Linked DNA regions of Mus musculus: region 1 is linked to region 2. Evidence: chromatin contacts called from ENCODE Hi-C or POLR2A ChIA-PET data. All regions are on one chromosome and are shown on one strand. The core of a region is the stretch at or near the end of the contact, and the rest is flanking DNA. Distances in the headings are between cores, read along the strand shown. Region 1 holds the start of 4930586N03Rik (RIKEN cDNA 4930586N03 gene). Region 2 holds the start of Zfp322a (zinc finger protein 322A).

Region 1 (4,236 bases), core at 472-2,971, 56 kb after region 2:
AAAAGATAGTAATTTTCTAAATGACACTTGCATACTTAGGTTTAGAATTCTTTAGGGACTCAGTAAAAAAAAAAAAAAAAAAATTAGTATTTTGTCAGAAAGCCAGACTTCAGCCTGTGAATATAAGGTGGAAAATAGCTTGGAAATTGAGTCAAGAGGTGCCATTGATGAAGTATGCCTGTGACAACCTTTGTTTTATTTATATTCACAAACTCTGCTCAGGGAGCTTAGGAAAAGTATTCTTTCAGATTGCCTGAGTGTGGGTCAGGTATTCAGAAGGAAGACGAGCAGGAAATCATCTGGGAAGAGGGTGGGTAAGAGAGCCAGACTTGTAACTCTGCTCATCAGATAAACTCTCACTTAGGAAAATGCAAGCCATTCTTTAGATCCAAGTTTGATCTTTAAAATTTAAACAGAAGGAAAAAAGAAGAGCTGGTGTGGTGGGCTGTGTTTGTAGTCCTGACTGTAGACAGGCAGAGCCAGGACGGTGCCTGGGGTTCCTTGGACTAGTCTAGCCTAGTCAGCATGTTACAGGCCAAAGGAATACTGTCCCCAAACAAAAATCAAAACACCCAATGGTGGCTTAAGAAGGACATGTTGTTCCCTGGTCTTTACACAGGAGCAGACATGTACACATGTGTATATATAAACTGTTTATTTTAATTTTTTTTTTTTGAGACAGGGTTTCTTTTTATAGCCCTGGCTGTCCTGAAGTCCCCTCTGTAGACCAGGCTGACCTCAAACTCACAGAAATTTGCTTGCTTCTTCCTACCAAGTGCTGGGATTAACAGCATGTACCACCTCCACCCAGCTTTTATTTATATTTTAATATAAAAGATATGTATGTATGTATGTATGTATGTATGTATGTATGTATGACTTTTATTTGCTTTTTTAACCAGCAAATATACCCTACTTGAAGATACTTACCAGAGGACAATGCCCATGGAAGTCTAGGGCTATAACAGGAGTCCAGACCTTAGTAGGCCCCCAGTCCTTAGCACAACAGACTCCATGGTGGAAGTACCATTCAGGACAAAAACTCAACATGTAGACAGCACTGCCTGCTAAAACAAAAACAAAGACCTAGTCAATCAAAGTCCATACTTCTGGAAAAGGCTCTAAAACTTTGCCCTTGGCTTTTGTAGTTCTGCTTCTGGCTGTTTGTGTTAACTGAAGTACGTCAACCCATGGCATGGTTTTTGTGCTTAAAGGCTCACCATGTGAAAGGTTCGGTGCTACATTTGGATCCTGAAATTCAGCGTGGTCACTGCCGGCTAATGAAGACTTGGCTGAAATTCATATCCAAGAAGTCTTCTGTGGTGAATACTCCACGACACAGATTGGAGAGTTCCGGAAGGACATAAAGAGCAGGATGCCGGCACTCATCTCTTCCCTCTCATTCTAGGTCAGTGAATGAGATTTCCATTTCCCCATATCACCCAAAGAGTTAACTACCCTGCTGAAATATAATCAAGCTCGCTGTGCCCAAGTCCGCTGTGCACACTCGGCAGAGGCTCACTAGTTTGGATAATCCAGTCGGAGACGCAATTCATGGGGCATATAGGACGAGGATTTCCGAGGTTAACTTCAGAGAAGGTTTTGTAAGGTCCTCTTCAGCTGCGCGCTCACGGGTTTTCTAACCTTGGACGGTTACTGAATCAATATCCCTGACAGTGTGAAATGACCCGGCAGAGCTTGTGGACCGGCTGTCGGAGACAGCTTGGCTGTAAAAGCAGTTTTGAGTTTAGTGTGGTGCGGTGGCTTGTGACGTTTCTAGGAGCTGTGCGTGACGTTTCACGCGTCGCGCCTTTTTCGAATCCTCCTTTGTTCGGTCTACTTGGTGGTTGTCACCACAGCAAGACCACCCGTTAGGGGACTGGAGCTCAGAGGGTCCCTGGAGAACAGGACCAACGGTGTCTTTTCATCAAAGAACGGCAGAACAGCGTCTTTTCACCAAAGAACAAACGACTGGGAGGTGGAGGCAGATGCTCTGCGTTGGTCTCAGTTACAGACTCGGAAGTTGAGGGCGACTTCGGAGTCACAGATTTGGTTGTCACCAAAGTTCCTTGTCTCAGCGACGAGGGGCTGCCTTAGACGTCAGGATGAGGAGACTTCAAGCTGGCTCATTCTATCCTGGTAGAAGGGAAATCCAGGCATCGGGTCCTGCAGTGGTCAGCGCTGGCTCCGTCCGACTCCGTGCGAATCGCCTTGGGTTTGTCCCTTTTGTCGCCGAGGCTCTGGAGATGCTCAGACCGTAAGTGCCAGACGTAAGTATTTCTTGGGTGACCTGAAAATACTCATTTCAGAATCTCAAGTTTTTTATTCCTTCGCTACTTCATTAAAGGAGGACGGAATGAGCGTTGGACAACCCCACTGTGTTACCCAAATGTTTTTGGCGGGAGGATTCCGAAATTCAGTAAAAATAGGAAAGGTTATCAAATTGTCACTTAGAGGCAACGAGGAGAACTGTGCAACAGGCGAACTCCGTCGTGGCTAGAGAGCGTCTTGTCTCTATGACTACTGAGCCAGTAGACTGTGCTGTGACCAGTATCTCTGGGTTCCACAAACTGGTCAGGAATCATTGCAACGAGATATTTGTTACTCTCTTACAGAATTTTCTTTCTGCTCAGAGAAACTTTCTAGTTAGAACAACGCGTGGTTCATAAAATTTTCCAGCTTCAAGAAATCTTGAAAATAGAAGTAAAGAAAGGCAAGAAAAATGAAAATTCTTTTAAAAAAAGATTTATGTATTTATTTTACATATATGAGTACATTGTAGCTGTCTTCAGACACACCCGAAAAGGGCGTCAGATTCCATTACAGATGGTTGAGATGATGTGGTTGCTGGGAACTGAACTCAGGGCCTCTGGAAGAGCAGTTGGTGCTCTTAAAAACTGAGCCATCTCTCCAGCCCAAAATGAGCATTCTTATTTATTTATTTATTTATTTATTAGATATTTTCTTTATATCATTTCAAATGCTATCCTGAAAGTTCCCTATACCCTCCCTCCGCCCTGCTCCCCTATCCACCTACTCCTGCTTCTTGGCCCTGGCATTCCTTTGTACTGGGGCATATAAAGTTTGCAATACCAAGGGGCCTCTCTTCCCATTGATGGCCGACTAGGCCATCTTCTGCTACATATGCAGCTAGAGATACAAGCTCTGTGGGTACTGGTTAGTTCATATTGTTGTTCCACCTATAGGGTTGCAGACCCCTTCAGCTCCTTGGGTGCTTTCTCTAGCTTCTTTATTGGAGGCCCTGTGTTCCATCTTATAGATGACTGTGAGCATCCACTTCTGTATTTGCCAGGCACTGGCATAGCCTCATACGAGACAGCTATAACAGGGTCCCTTCAGCAAAATCTTTTTGGGAAAAAAAAATCAACTGACAAGTACATGTTGTATATCTATAGGGCTAGATAGAAAGCTGTCCTTCAGTTGGTCGGTAAGTTCAGTTGGTTAGAGGGTGGTGCTAATAATGCCAAGGTCTCGGGATATGATCCCTGCCAGTACGGGCCATATGTGATTTGCTTTTAATCTGCTACAAACCCCAAACAGAACTATGTAAATTTGCTGTACAACAAAAACCAGTTTACTTCTCAGGGGCATTTAATGAAGGAGGCACCCATTTCGTATACGGAACAGCATCAAGAATGATGCTTACATTCTTACCCTCAAGTCCAGTCTTAGAACAGTGCTGAGGTCTGCAGCTTTCCCCAGGTAACTTAAAACCTGGGAGAGTGTAGCTTCAGAAAAGGGTGAACAGGGTCAGTGTCTGAAGAACCATTATCTAAGAAAGAAACGTCGCTAGTGGGAGGGCATTTTCCTTAAAGTGACTGATGGGTACAGACATTAGCAGGTGGCTTCCATGAAACTTTATGTGACAGGTAGGGGTGGGGTGACAACCGGACCCTAGTTTATGAATCTATCTGCTAAGAATAGGACAGAATGGTTGTATGGACTCCTGGAATTAAGAGAGCATGTCTCCTTTTATGAGTCACATCCCACAGTTGAGAGGAGTCGAGTCAATTGCTTGAGATGGGATGGGGAAAGACACAGATGGTAAGGGCAGGGGCAGGGACCTGCAGAAGCTCCTGAAGGCAGCCAGCCCTTAGGAACCCAAGAGCCTCTGCAGCACTCTGGTGGGCTCTATATAAGTGAGCTAAGTCACATAGCTGGTGATTAACCCAGAGTCTCATGAAGTTTCTTTGAACAGAGACAGATGTTATAATT
Region 2 (4,059 bases), core at 969-3,468:
CTTATTTATACTTATAATCTTTTACGTCACGCCTAACTGTCTATTCTTCTCTGAACTTCTTGCAGAATGCAAGCCAAGTGCCCCCATCTCTGTGCTCCCACACCATCTTTTACAACGAAACGGCTGACATCTGCAGTTCATCCTAGAATGTGAGCATGAGACTAGCCAGCTCAGGGCTGAGATGGCCTGTGTATTTGTATTGTATTGTAATGCCAGATGACGTAGAGAATAGCAACGAATGTTCAGAAACTGAGTGCACTAAGTACTCTGCTTGGGCCAATATTTTGACTAAAGTGGCTCAGCACTTATCACACCTTCGTAATGTGCTGTCCAGCACTTCCCCACAATACTCTGAGGTAGCCATAAGTATGGCGGCGGCTCCAGTAATTGATTCTGGTTCAAATCAGCTTCCCGTTATTAAATGTATAAGTCGGCAAGTTAATCTTCCGGTTTACAGTGGCTGTTAAGAGTCTATGCATGGACCTTGGTAGCTCTACCAAGCTAGGCTCAGCTACCTGTCTTCAATTTGTCAAAAAGACAAGCAAGACAAAGCAGTGAAAGCGGTTTACTCAATATGGTCACACTAGGAAGAGGAGTAAGTAAAGGGGTTCAACCACTAACACGACGTTCAGAATATTTTAAAGGTCATGAGATGTGCATAAGTAAGGAGTCCTGGTAGCTACAATCATAAGTAGCCCCACTCATCACAGTCAGGACTGTGTGAAATCCTGCCCTAACTCTCCCACTGGCCAAGGCCCTAGTCCTTTCCTTGTTCTCAGCAGAAGACTCCTATCACAATTCCAATCCTTTGAGTCCATTGTCTCAACACTCTTATAGCTGAAGGGGATGGCATAAACACATACTCTCCTGCAATAACATGTGTACATTTCTTCCTAATATAGCCATACACAGCTCATTCTATAGTGTGATTCGAATTGTGTTTGGTACATCTTACACTAAAAACAGTTAATAAAAAGTTATTTAAATATTAAAATTAGGGCTAGAGAGATGGCTCAGCATTTAAGACCACTTGCTCTTGCTGATGACCCTGGTTCATTTTCCAGCCAGCACTCACATGGTAGCTCATAAACCATGCATTATTCCAGTTCCAGGGGATCTGACATCCTCCTAGAGTGCGCGCGCACACACCACGTGCACATATATGCTGATAAAACACCCATACATAGAAAATAAGTCTAAGAAAAAAAACTTAAATATTTGAATGACACTGGTGGGATTTTTTGTCTTAAAATTTTAATTTAAAATAAGCTGCAGAAATTCTGCAAATTCTGAAAACAGGAATTAGTGAATTCAGAATACATAATTGCCATCCTCAGACCCTAACTCTAGAATTTAACAGCCAATCCAAGTTCTTCTCCAGACCAGAGAATTCTAGTACTCACTTCCCATGTGAGGGTTTTTGTTATATACATGTGTGTATGTGTATAGTATATATATATGTGTGTGTGTGTGTGTGTGTGTGTGTGTGTGTGTATTATATACTTATTATTGTGTATGCCTGTCAGAAGACAACTTTTACGGTTAGTTCTCTCTTTCCGCTTTTGACATTGGTCTCAGAGATCAAATTCAGGTCGCGAGGTTTTATTTAGCAAGAAGCACTCTTTGCTCCTCACTCTCGACAGAAGCCATCTCGCCAGCCTACATACATTTTTTTTTTCAAGTAGGGAAAATATTGACTGTTCTTTTTTGTTTTTTGTTTTTTTTTCTGAATCTGTCTTCAGCCTAGAATCGCAATCAGAAAGGACAGAAATCCTTTCAACACGGTTTCCCCGCAGCTTTCTCCAGCAATAAGGCCACGCCGCCGCTGCCTATTCAAAGCTTCTCATAGTTTGCTGGCATGAGTGACAGCACCAAAGAGCCTTTGTAATTCTCCACTTCTCCGGCTTTTCAAGGTATTTAAAACCGAGTCCGCTGCATCTATCCTTGAGACACTACTCCTAACTCTTGATTTGAACAGCCGTGGAGAAAGAAAACAGAAGTTCAGAGCCGCAGTACCGGGCGCAGGGCACGGTTTCAATTCAGTGGGTACCGGAGCTGCTGCAGTCCCAAATTCCAGGAGCTGAAAAGGTAGTTGTCGGACGCGAAAGAGCCAGGGCGCAGGCGCGCTCAGGTTCCGCCCATTTCGGGAGGTCCGGTGCTTATTGGCCCGGAATCCCGGTGCAGCCCTATGAGGGGTAGTTACGTGCCTCGGGGCGTGGCTACGCCTCCCTGTCCTTGCTGGTGAGAGCGGTTTGTCTTGGCCTTGTGGTGTGCGGGGACCGCTTCTCCAGGTTGGTATCCGGCGGTTGGCTTGCCGACCTCTCAGCATCTCGGCCCACTCTCCTTCCCTAGGAGACCGTGGGACCGAATCGGCCATCGCCGAGTGCTCGGCCCCGGAAGCTCCGGCTTGAGGGTCCAGTCACCGGAAGTGCCGCCCTGGGCGGCGGAGTAAGCGTTCAGCGGGTCCTCGAGGTCCTTGGCCGTGAGAGGGGTCCGGGCCAGGCGCGGCGCCCTTCTTGTCGCTGTCAACGAAAAGTTGGGAGGAGAAACCTGTGAGACTGTCCTGGAGGTAGTAATGGAGCCAGGCTCGAATGCAGTCTGGAGCCTTCCTGAATGTCTAGACAACCATGGGCACTGGGGGGACCCTCCCCCAGCCTTAAGGGCGGAGATTAGTTGAGTTCCCCGGAATCTGCAGAATCTGTTTGCTCAAAGCATTCCATAGTCATTTATTTTTAGCAGCCTTGGTCCTGTGTAACATTGCATTCATGAATCGTATTCCTACAGGTTTTAGTGCACGAGGAATGAATCCTTGATCTCAGAAGTTGAAATAATAATGCGCCTATCAGTCACCTGAGCGTTTGAGGTAGAGGTAGGAGGATAGGGAATTAAAAGCCAGTTTAAGCTGCCTAGCGATTTTGAAGCTAGCCTAAGCTACGTGAGACTCTCCCCGTCTTAACAGCAAGAAAAACAAGGCCCAGGGCTTTGTTCTGAACTTAAAAATCTCTCAGCTAGAAGAATTCTTGTTATTTTGTGTAGAGCAGGTCAGAAAGAAACGGCTTCTTGAAGGAGGAACGGAAACATTAGAATGAGCAAAATTTTGCTGAAGGATGATGTCAGGATTGGAGAGTGCATGGGACATTATTTAAATGGCCTACTGTTAAAAGGAAAAATGTAAGCTTTGCAGTCATGCTCATTCAACATTGCTGCTTTTTTCCTCTAGGAGAGGGAAGAATTAAATATTATGAGTACTTCTGGATTAGAGACCTTGTGGATCTGAAAAAAATAAATCGTTGGGTTCTTGTTAAGGTAAGTGGCATACATCTGTTTCTATATAAATGTGAATTTTGGAGTAGGGATGGGACAAGAAAGAAGGTAAAACATACTTGGGAAAAGGAAAAGGGTCTTTCTGGTGACTAACATAGTGGCCCTTTGATAACCTTTCAGTACACCTATTTTTCTAACAGGCATACACAGCAGATTTGCAACAATTGTCCTTCTTTTGATTTACCATACAAAGAAGGCAGTGTGCCCAATGCTCAGACAGGCTCTAGGATGGATATTTAAACCTGGCTCTGTTACTTAACTGCCTGTGAGTTCTTGTGTAATTAGGTAACTGTCATAGCAACAGGTTTTCTATCAGTAAGATGGTGGTAATATTTGATTTTACAGTGTTCTTGGGAGGATTAAATGTCCATAATCCATGTAATCAATGAAAATTGAGGCAACCCCTGGTCTGAGGCTGTACAGCAAGTATGGTTTTTAAGACAATACGTTAAATACTTACTGTTTGATCATCCCATATATCCTTTAACCGAAAAGAATCTTGAGCTCTGAAGTTTTGTTGCTTAGCCTGTCTATTTGAACTTTTGTCTGCTCTTCGCTTATGAAATGGAGTCTGGTGTTGCTCGTGAAAAAAACAAAACAAAACAAAAACCAGAAGTCCTCCCTTCCTAGGAGGGGTAAAGGAAGCATGTTAGAGACAGTAGCCTGGAGTAAGGATTTGGAGGATGGGTTTGTGTTTGCCAGATGCACATTGGAGACCCAAGGATAATGATACTC

The links. Hi-C counts contacts between places; a loop is a spot of excess contacts on that map. ChIA-PET counts read pairs that join two places held with the same protein, here RNA polymerase II (POLR2A).
Region 1: a loop to region 2 is called in a map of left cerebral cortex, with 1.8 times the contacts of the local background. The contact joins the promoter of 4930586N03Rik here to the promoter of Zfp322a in region 2. A Hi-C loop is called at or near these places in 5 of 37 maps with a recorded cell type or tissue (CH12.LX, T-helper 1 cell, T-helper 17 cell and 1 more). POLR2A ChIA-PET finds 5 or more read pairs at or near these places in 2 of 5 experiments (both embryonic stem cell).

The regions. Positions count from the first base shown.
Region 1 is chr13:23,311,010-23,315,245 of GRCm38, reverse strand. It overlaps 4930586N03Rik (RIKEN cDNA 4930586N03 gene), which reads right to left and starts at 1,721. Exons shown (of 4, transcript NR_131052.1): 1 at 1,221-1,721; 2 at 931-1,067. 4930557F10Rik (RIKEN cDNA 4930557F10 gene) reads left to right here and starts at 1,839. Exons shown (of 2, transcript NR_126444.1): 1 at 1,839-2,257.
Region 2 is chr13:23,367,367-23,371,425 of GRCm38, reverse strand. It overlaps Zfp322a (zinc finger protein 322A), which reads left to right and starts at 2,218. Exons shown (of 5, transcript NM_001111107.2): 1 at 2,218-2,291; 2 at 3,221-3,306. All of the region lies in intron 3 of 4930586N03Rik (RIKEN cDNA 4930586N03 gene), which reads right to left.